Linked DNA regions of Mus musculus: region 2 is linked to region 1. Evidence: chromatin loops called from intact Hi-C (ENCODE). Cell type or tissue: left cerebral cortex. All regions are shown on one strand. Each heading gives the region's core, and the rest is flanking DNA. Links, peaks and the distances in the headings are about the cores only.

Region 1 (5,328 bases), core at 109-5,108:
GTCTTTTCAGAACGCAGGGCCTGACAGCCCAAAGGCCAAAGGGGTTGCAGAGTATCTCTGAGGCCACTAGAGGGCAGGTCACCAACAGAGGCCAGGAACTGCTTCCCAAGGCCATCTAAGAGGCCTGATGGGTCCTGAGCAATCCAGGTCTATCAGGAGCTCGCCTTTGAGACCAAGTAAAAGAGAGAGAGAGAGAGAGAGAGAGAGAGAGAGAGAGAGAGAGAGAGAGAGAGAGAGAGAGAGAGAGAGAGAGAGAGAGAGAGAGAGAGAGAGAAAGTTGGGAATGAATCCCAAGCAAGAAGCCCCAAACCCATGCACCTTGCCCATCATCTTCCATGGCCTACCCTCTCACCCCAAGTCTTTACCTCAGACCCTCCTTCCTAATTCTGCCTTTAGATGTGGTTAAGGCAAGGATTTCTCAGACGTTGTGGAAACTGCATTCTGGAGGCTTAGGCAGGAGAATGGCCAGTTTGAGAATGGTCTGGGCTACATGGAGAGACCCTATCTCAAAACAAACCAGGGTGTGAGTGTCTCTGTCGAGGCACTATTGACTTTGGGGCCAGGTAAGAGGCCGTGTTTCACAGCCTCACTGTCTCTGCCAGCCATGTGCCAGTAATGGCCCCACCCCAACCCCCAAACTATGAATAATAAAGAACGTTCTCCCCACGTGGCCCCTGGTTGAAATGTGTGTACTGTGGGGACAGGAGTCAGAGGCTCGAGTCCTTGCCACAGAAAGTCTGCCATGGTGAGTGTTGATCAGCATCGTGTGGAAACAGTGGAGACACTCAAAGATAGCATATGCGCTCGAAATACATTTCAGAGCTTGTTTGCTCTCCGGCTTTCCCTCTCCAAAGACTGCAGTGCCTCCTGGTCTTCGCCTCGGCTGATTCCACCTCCCTACTTGATTACAATAGGACAGTGAGTCTCAGAGAGCCCTGGTTCCCAGCCCAGCCTTCACCTGCAGAATCCTGTCCCCCAGCTGTGAACACCCTGCACTGCTGGGCTCCCCAGCCCTTGGCTCAGGTCCCAGGAGCATCTGTGGGCTCCCTCCCACTCCACTTGCCCACTGAGCCTCACCACCCTCCAGCTCCCCAAACCCGGGTGCCCCCCCACTGGAGAGGGGGAAGCAGCAGGTGTTGATGCTAATCAGCGTTCACAGCCCAGAACTGCAGTCGCTCCCAGGCTCACACACTCCCCAAAATTAAACACTCATTATACAAAATTAATTGACATTAATTAGCAAAAATTAAAACTTTAAACACAGCAAGGCGCTTTGGGGGGAGGAGTGGAGCAGGCAGGCTCTGCATTTGTCACCCCCCCCACCACATTTCCCACCACCCACCTACCACCCCCAAGTCTCCCCATTTCCATCATGAAGCAGGGCTGGAGGACTTCAGGCCAGATCTATATCAGTACAGCGGCATGGGCCTGGCCTGCACGTCCCTGTGAAGGGGATCAGGGCAACTGTACCAGCCACCTTCATCTAGTGCTTCTCTAAGGATCCAGGAACCTCCTATCGGCCTTAGGTCCCTAAGATCTCAGCTGAGACTAGGGAGGGGTGTGGCCAAGTGGAGCAGGTGAAGCTCAGGAAGACTCTGCGTGCTCCCCCCAGATCCCGTCTTGGGTACCTGAGGTTCAGGCGCTGAAACCTTTCCACTCTGTTCCACTTTGCTGTGTGACTTCAGTTAAGTCACGCTTGCTCTCTGAGCTTGTGTCCTGTGCATATGATGGGTGCAGGGCGGGTAGGCACCGAGGTCTGCTCTGTCTGTCACCTGCTGTTGTGGATGCCTGTCTCTTGGTTGGCTTTCGAGAGACATGCAGGACTGAATTTGGGGAGTGGCATTTAAAAGCATTTTATGTAGCTAAGGGACAGAGTTGCTGGTGGTAGAACATCAGGCCCCAGGGGGATGCATCTTAGGGCCAGAGAGCTCTCTCTCTCTCTGTCTGTCTACACATCTGCTTCCCCTGCCTGGAGACTGGCCCCAGAAGAGGCGAGCAGCGCCCTCTATAGGTGGCAACTCCCAAAGCCTTCGCCATATTTCCACCTGCTACTTTTTTTGGTCTATGCTTCCAGGGTCTCAAAGGGCCTTAGGATCTTTTGCCCCGGCTGAAAGCAAAATAGAGGACTCTACCTTTCTGGATTCACAGAGCTCTTGGGGGTTGGGGAACCATGTCTGGAGGTGGAGCCAGGTGGGAAGCCATCCGTGCCTCACTACCCCTCTCTGTATTCCTCTCTCCAGCCAGTGCCAATATCTGCAACGTGGTCCTGATGCGATATGGGGAGTTAGAGGAAGGAATTGATGTCCTGGATGCTGATGGCAACCTCGTGGGCTCCTCAAAGATTGCAGCCAGACACGTGGGTTTCCCAGGGGCTAAGCCCTGCACAAATGGATCGATGCGCCCGAGCATAGCTTGTATGTTCCTTGAGGTCTTCTGGTCACAGGACCTTGGCTTGCTTCTCTAGCTGTCTCCTCCTCGTTCCAGTTGCCATCGCTCATCTGTGAGAGCCCTTGGCCTCAGAGTCTGCTCCCTGCCAGGCTTGTTCTTCTGGATGGTCCTTCACTGTTCTCCAACCTCCTCCCTCTTGTCTCCACTGTGAAATGTCCCCATTTTTTTTTTATCCCAGCCCCTCAGGACCCAGCTCTTCCTCAGAGGTGTTAATTGGAGAGGGCAGAGGAGCCTCCCCAGGGCTTTCTCTCCATGCCCTAGGCCTTCGCAACTTTGTGGGTTGTGAATGGGAAGCTGCAGGCAGTGGTATGAGGGCTGCTACCTCTCTGGGAGCAACAGTACTGTGAACACTGGAGCTTCAGGCTGTGGAAGATGCCATGGCTCCTGCAAATGGTTACTTATAAGGCCCTCTTCACTGGCCCTGCCCACTATAGCTCTTGTGTTTTACACACACACACACACACACACACACACACACACACACACACACCCCAGTATACATGTCCTATGCTCTCTCAGCCTTGCTGTTGATGGTGGTTGGTGGCTTGTCCTGCTGTTCTGAGCTCTAGCCTGTGAGGCATGGGAATGAAACAAAGGGGCAGGCATGAGGGGGTAGAGCATCACACATGTACCAGTGTCTGTTGCTCAGCAGAGACCTTGTTGATAAGCCTCTGAGCTTTTCTTCCTTCTTCATCCATCTCAGGGCAAGTCAGGGCCCATTTAGATCCTGTAAGGGCCAGGGCTGAATGTCATACCAGCAGTACACTCTTTGTCCCCTGCCCTGGCTTTAGCCTTCACATCCTGCCCACAGGCTCCGTTCTGAAACCTGAGAAGACCCCCTTCCTGAGGGTTGCTATCAGCCCCAGTGCCTCATTATCTGCCCTACTCTATCCCAGCCCCACCCTTTCATGGTGCCCTGTGAGGACGGTAGAGGTGACAAGGCCATCTGGGCAGGTGACCCAGCTCCTCTGCAGCCCCGGGCTTCATTCAACCAGGTTTGGTCTATCTCTGTCTCATCGGAGAGACTTGAGGATCTATGAGCTGTGAGACATTCCTGAGCATTCCTCTAAGAGCAGGAGCCCATGATTCAAAGGGACTCTGGGCAGTGGCTGTCCAAACACAAATGGCCCCTTAGCTGGGCCTCAAGCTATGTCTCCCACGATCCCATGGAATCCTAAGCCCACGCCAGGGCAGATCTCCTTTGGACCTGGAACATACTCAGCTGAAGCTTGAGCCCCTTACAAAGCTGGCCTTTTCTCACCACGGCTGTAGCTCAGCTGGAAGAGCTCTTACCTAGCACACGCAAAGCCCTGAGTTTGATCCCCAGTACCACATAAACTGAGGGGTGGTAGTTCATGCCTGTAATCTCGGTACTTAGGAAGGAAAGGCAAACGAGTTTAAGGTCAAGACCATTCTCAGCTACATAGTTCAAGGCCAGCCTGGGGATACAGAAAGAAAAGAATTAAAAAGACTTAGAGCCAGGAGACAAAGCTCTTACATATCTTTGTCTTTAAGGGATGTATTTTTTAAAAAGTATCCCACAGCTTCACTCAGCCTGGGAACCCCCCTGGCTCTGCAGGCCCCAGCAGTTTGTTCTAGCTTTGTTTTGACAGCATCTTAGGCCCTCTGTGTACCACTTCCCCAACCCCTGATCCCTCTACATCCCAGGTTGGGGAGGCTGCCCTTCCCCCATGCAGAGAATCTGCTCTTCTCAGAGGCTCAGTGAGGGAGGGTGGAGCAGTGTATTCTGTTGTCTGGAATCCAGCTCTGTGAGCACTGCTGTGAGCGAGCCCAGGCTGCCAGATGTGCTGAGCAGCAGTGCACACACCTCACACTTGGGGTGGGATTTGCTTCCCTCGCGGATGCTCTCCACTCACCCCAGCCTGTCCCCATCCGCAGGCCCTGCTGGAGACAGCTCTGACACGTGTGGTTCTGCCTATGCCCATTCTGGTGCTTCCTCCAATCGTCATGTCCATGCTGGAGAAGTAAGTCAGGCTGTGGGTATGGGGGAGATGCTGGGTGGGGAGCCATGGTCCCTACCTGTTGTGCTGCTGGGGGTGGGAGGCACCTCCTCTGTCTCCTGCTGTACTGGACAGCGGTGTTGAAACTCATGACTTTTCCCAGGCAGTTGGCTGGTGCTCAATGCTGCCGGGTCACCCATGGAAAAGCATGGCTCTGCCCTGGTGGAGGGACAGGGTAGCTGGCGGTTTGGGTCAGAGTCTGTGTGACCCTGTGAATGTAAACCCAAGCCCTCGGGGGAGAAGCATGCGGATCTCTGTGAGTTTAAGACCAACCTAGACTACATAATGAGTCTCGGGCCACATGTCTTTTTAAAAATTAATTAATTGTAATAAAGCAAAAGTGGAATAATAATGATCTCCCTGGCTCCCTCAGAGGACAAACCACAACTATTTGTTATGTCACTGTCCATAAGGGGGGTACCACAATGCTAATAAAAGAGGGCTCCTATTATTAGCACACATAAAGAAAGCCCTGTAGACCAGGCTGGGCTTGGACTCAGAGATCCTCCTGCCTCTGCCTTCTGAGTGCTGGGACTGTAGGCGTGTGCCACCACCTACTTATTTATTGGTGAGTGTGTAATAGGAGGGTGAAACCTGGTAGAGCTGGGAAATGGTTGAACAGAGAAGGAAGAACCAGGGTCCACCTGCCTACGGAGGCCTGGGAGGCCTGGGGAGGGGCAGGGAAGGGGCCTGGGTAAAGCCTGGTTGGTATGTGCACGTGCTGATAAGCAGGTAGACGCCCCTCCCTCTTGTGGGGACCCTCTGGGATCCAGTATGCTTAAAGGAAAGCCTGCCCATTGGGACAAATAGACAAAGGTCCTGGGCACCCACAGGAGAGACCCTTCAATCCCAGAAATGG
Region 2 (5,328 bases), core at 119-5,118, 160 kb before region 1:
CACCAAGAGGTGATGGAACCTTCTAGAGCTTTTCCATTGGCTTCTGTTTTACCATCCCCCACCTTCATCTTTCCCATACCCCACTACAGGGAAAGGAAAAGGAACTTCTTTCTACATGTGGTGTAGGAGCAGGGGCACTCTCCCTGCCAGGCAAATCAGACAAGGAGTCTATAGGGATAAGCTCAATGATGTGGATCATTCATACTGTGGAATATCACTCAGCCCTCAAAAAGAACGGATTGCTGACCATGGGTGGCACAGGGCTATAGCCCCAGTAGAAGGGGAAATGGAAGCAGGAGACTTAGGAGCTCAAACTTTTCCTTGGCTAAATATGAAGTTCGAAGTCCGCCTGAGCTACATGAGACCCTGCTTCAAAAAAAAAACAAAACAAAAACAAAAACAAAAAACAAAAAAACAAAAAAACAAAAAACAAAAAACAAAAAACAAAACAAAGAAAGAATAAGACCATTTATGTGTGGACAAGAAAAGCATCCCTAAGAGACTGTAAAGTGGAGGAGGAAAAAAGGCTGGGCTGCAGAGATGCCTGGCAGGTAAAGTACCTGCTGCCCTGTGACCCGAGTTCAATCCCTGGAACCTTTATGACGGGAGGAGAGACTTGGCTCCTGGAAGCTGTTGTCTGGCTTACACACACACACACACACACACACACACACACACACACACTGTGGCAGGCATGAATTCATGCATATACACAGATACATTAACGTCATGAAAAAAATTAAAAACACACAAAACTAACCTTTAAAAACAGCAGTGAAGAATTCCTGAAAAGACAGAATGGAAGATGGCAACTTAGAGCCATGGAGAGGTGTCTCTGAATAAACACTAGGTGGCCCTGCAAGGACCCGGATTCAGTTCCCAGAACCCACAGGACAACTCACAACCCTAAGTCCAGTTCCAGGGGATCTGACAACCTCTTTTGGCTTCCAGGGGCACTGCATGCACACAGCACACATAATAAATATAAGCAAAACCAATTGTGCACATAAAATAAACAAATAAATAGATCCTTAGCTTGGGGGAGTTAAGGTTTTTGAATCTGCATTTTTCAATATTTATTTCAACTCAAAATAAGTTCCCATTATACACATGTACACTGCAGCCAAGCATCCAACGGCCCACAAAAGGATGTTTTCATCCAGTACAGACAGACCAGGGCCCTGGCATTTTGTTTTTGTTTTTTCCTGTTTCTGAGACAGGGTTTCGTGTACCCCAGACTGGCCCATCTCTAGCTCCTGAATTCTGGGATTACAGGTATGAGTCACCATGGACATTTCTATCACTTCTTTCTTTAAACAAACTTTTTATTTCTTTACTTTTTTTTATGTGTTTGAGTGCTTTGCCTGAATGTATGTCTGTGACCCACATGCATGCCTGGTGGAAGCCAGAAGAGGATGTCAGGTCCCCTGGAACTGGACTTGTGGATGGTTGTGAATGGCCATGTGGGTGCTGGGGTCCCCTACAAGAGCTGTAATAGGTACACTTAACCCATGAGTTATGTCTTCAGTCCTCAGTCGCTCTCATTTCTAATTTTCCCCTTAAAACACATTTTTCCTGGCATGACTAACATCTGTGATTCCAGCTGTTGGGAAGTAAAGACAGGAGAGGAGAAGTCCAAGATCAGCCTTGGCTATACAATCACATGGTATTAACTGGCAGAACCCACGACAGCTTTTCTCAGCCTGGCACTTGAGACCCCAAGGTGGGGGTAAAACAGCCCTTTCACAGGGCTCTCCTAAGACCACTGGAAAGCACAGATATTTAGATTGTGATTCATAACCGTAGCAAAATTACTGCTATGAAGTAGCAACAAGAACAATTTTATGGTTGAGGGTCACCACAATATAGTGAATTGTATTAAAGTGTCTCAGTGTTAGGAAGGTTGAGAATTGCTGATTTAGCGTCACTTAGAGGATGGGCTTCTGGGTATGCTGGGGGTTGGTGGGGGGGGGTCTTGATTGCATTAATCAATGTGGGATGCTCCATCTTAATGATGGGAAGGACCATTTCCTGGGCAGGGGCTCCTCTCCTCTCCTCTCCTCTCCTCTCCTCTCCTCTCCTCTCCTCTCCTCTCCTCTCCTCTCCTCTCCTCTCCTCTCCTCTCCTCTCCTCTTCTCTCTCTCGACAGGGTTTCTCTGTGTAGCCCTGGCTGTCCTGGAACTCACTCTGTAGACCAGGCTGGCCTTGAACTCAGAAATCCACCTGCCTCTGCCTCCCAAGTGCTGGGATTAAAGGCATGTGCTACCACTACCTGGCAGATTGTAATCTTATAAATAGATCCAATTGTTTCTGTCCAAGTCCCCAAAGAAGCAGGGAGCTGTCCTTCAGGACTCAACCACTGGGTGGCAGCCTCGATACACTTGCCCCTATTACAGGTTCAGCTCAGATGACAGGGTGGATGGGAGGTGAGGAGGTGGGGGTAGGTGGGTGATGATGGAGAGGGGTGGGGTGGGTGGGAGGGGTGATGATGATAAGTGTGACTTAAGATAGGGTATGGCTTGGAAGCCCAGACTGGCTCAGCCTCCCCTAGTCTGGGATTACAGTTTACAAGTATCTCATGATGCCCTGGGAAGTTTATCTTTTAAACCATTTAGGAACCAAAATTTAACCTACTGCTGACCTCTCCACTCTACAAGTCCAATTGGCTCTTGAAATGAGACGCTTTATTGTATCCAAATAGAATGGGGATGGGGATTGAGGTAAAAAGAACTCAGTAATTCCGAGAGGGTCTGGATCTCTCCCACTGGTGTAGAGGAATGATATGGAAGCAGAGGGTACCTAGTTTCAAAACTCATATCTTCAGCAACTATGTGGCCTTAGGCAAGTTCCTTAACCACTCAGTGTCTGATTCCTCAATTACAAACGAACTTAGGTAATAATGATAGCTCTTTCCCTTGAGGAAATGTTTTAAAAAGAAAAACAAAGGGCTGGTGAGATGGCTCAGCAGGTAAGAGCACCCAACTGCTCTTCCGAAGGTCCTGAGTTCAAATCCCAGCAACCACATGGTGGCTCACAACCATCTGTAAGGAGATCTGACTCCCTCTTCTGGAGTGTCTGAGGACAGCTACAGTGTACTTACATAGAATAAATAAATAAATATTAAAAAAATAAAAAGAAAAACAAAACAAAACTGAGGTGAATCCAGAGCTAAGCCCAGCAGACAGACAGCACTTGGAGCGGTTCCTACCCTGCTCTCTGTTCTGGACGTGCAGAGGAGTGTGGGACAGGTCCGTTAACCGCAGAGTAAGTGAAGCTGGGTTCCATTCCCACGCTCCCTGGGGCACGCAACTGGCTGGTGCTGGACCTGAGAAAGTGGCAGGTGGCTTTCGATGGGGATGATAAACCATGCCTGGTGAGGCACCCACTGCCCTGGTATCCCAACTGCTGCCCCCAGACCTGCCCCCTCAACCCTAGCCAGGCTTTTCATCCCTGACCTCTGAACCAGACCTATCCTCTCTGTGACTCTGGGCCTCACCAAGTACGCTGTGTGCTGTGTGCTGTGCGCTGTGCGCTGTGCGCTGTGCGCTGTGCGCTGTGCGCTGTGTGCTCTTCGCCTCCTCCAGGCTCCATCCTAACTGCCACACCTGCACCAAAGCTACCCCCCTCCTCCTGGAAGTCCTCAGCTTCTGTCAGATCTGACTGAAGGCCTTCTCTGTGCACTGGCTCCTGGAAGTCCTTGGCTAATAAGGGTCTCTGCCACACATCTGCACCTCGGGCACATTAAGACAATGATGGTATCTACTTGGATACCTGACTGAAAACTGCCCCCTAAACATTTACAGTACAGCTTTATAAGGGCCTCAAGATAGAAACACAATGGTGGAAAGCTGACTCTGTCTTTGTTTAAATATGAACCCTGCATGTCTTAATTTTTTTGTGTGTTTGTTTTGTTTTTCGTGATAGAGTTTCTCTGTATAGCCCTGGCTGTCCTAGAACTCACTTTGTAGACCAGGCTGGCCTTGAACTCAGAAATCCGCCTGCCTCTGCCTCCTGAGTGCTGGGATTAAAGGTGTGTGCCACCACACCCATCTGCATGTCTTAATTTCAACAAAAATTACCAAGGCTAGAGAGCTGGCTCCTCTAGAGGACCAGGGTTCAATTCCCAGTAGCCCCATGATAGCTTACAACCCTCTGTAACTCCAGTCCCAGGGGATCTGGTGCCCTCTTCTGGCTTCTTCAAAGCACTGCACACACATGGTGAGAATACATTCAGGCAAACACTCATACACAAATCTTACCACAACAAAAAGCCAGGCATGATGGTACAGGGAAAGATAGTGCACAGGGAGGTTCCTCCGTCCTGTATTCTTGCTGAGGGCACTTCAGCTTTAACTAGAATTGGATCTCCTTGATGGAGAATCCCATGAAAAAATCACCCAACTCTATTTTAGGATCTGAGGCCAAGATGTCATAATTCGTTTTTCTTTTTCTTCTTTCTTCTTTCTTTTTCTCTTTTCTTTTCTATTCTATTCTTTTCTTTTTTAGTTTTTTTGAGACAGGGTTTCTCTGTGAAGCCCTGGCTGTCCTGGAACTCGCTCTGTAGACCAGGCTGGCCTCGAACTCAGAAATCTGCCTGCCTCTGCCTCCCGAATGCTGGAATAAAAAGCACACACCAGGGGCTGGTGAGATGGCCCAGTGGGTAAGAGCACCTGACTGCTCTTCCGAAGGTCTGGAGTTCAAATCCCAGCAACCACATGGTGGCTCACAACCATCCGTAACGAGATCTGACTCCCTCTTCTAGAGTGTCTGAAAACAGCTACAGTGTACTTACATATAATAATTAAAAAAAAACACACACAAAAGACTCCAGACTCCAGCACACTGTGCACATCCATAAAGCTAAAAAAAAAAAAAAAAAAAAAAAAGGACACACCACTACTGCCTGGTGATGTCACAATTCTTAGCTTCTGTTAAACTGCCTGCAAATCTCCCCCTGAAGTTGCACAGACAACAGGATCTGGGTTTTGCCTTTAAAACCCCTCAGTCTAAATGCTCAGGGCAACAGTCCATCCTGAATACCTGAGTGTAGTCCCATCCTGCTGGAACGAAGGACTTTCACTTGGCTATAAACTGTCTGAGCAGTCATCTCTGGTGGGCTCCCTGTAACACCTGCAGTCCTAGCAGGCGGTAGATGAAGTCAAGAGCAAGGGCCAAAGTTAAATGAGACTCTGCTCCCACTTCCTAACAAACAGCAGAGGGGGAGAGGGAGGAATGGCTGCATCGGAAGGATTGGTTTGAGTCCAAGGCCCTCCACTTCACAAGACTCAAGTTAATAGCTAAGCAGGATTCAAGTAACTTTGGTTCAAA

The links. Hi-C counts contacts between places; a loop is a spot of excess contacts. Peaks named below come from ENCODE experiments on the same cell type or tissue, not always from the same donor. Only the 100,000 strongest peaks of a DNase experiment are listed, where the experiment ranks them.
Region 2: it touches region 1 in a loop (2.3-fold over the local background); 2 of 42 quality-filtered maps call a loop at or near these places.

What each region holds. Positions count from the first base shown.
Region 1 is chr6:85,233,868-85,239,195 of GRCm38, reverse strand. It overlaps Sfxn5 (sideroflexin 5), which reads left to right. Exons shown (of 14, transcript NM_178639.4): 11 at 2,241-2,356; 12 at 4,348-4,433. Among named protein-coding and RNA genes, the nearest start is that of Emx1, 49 kb to the right of the region's middle. In left cerebral cortex, for the core only: a CTCF peak has its summit at 2,023 (motif pointing left); DNase peaks (open chromatin) are centred at 858, 1,049 and 1,980; H3K27ac peaks cover 1,578 bases.
Region 2 is chr6:85,394,413-85,399,740 of GRCm38, reverse strand. No RefSeq gene overlaps it. Among named protein-coding and RNA genes, the nearest start is that of 4933423K11Rik, 22 kb to the right of the region's middle. In left cerebral cortex, for the core only: CTCF peaks have their summits at 856 (motif pointing right) and 2,355 (motif pointing right); a DNase peak (open chromatin) is centred at 2,364.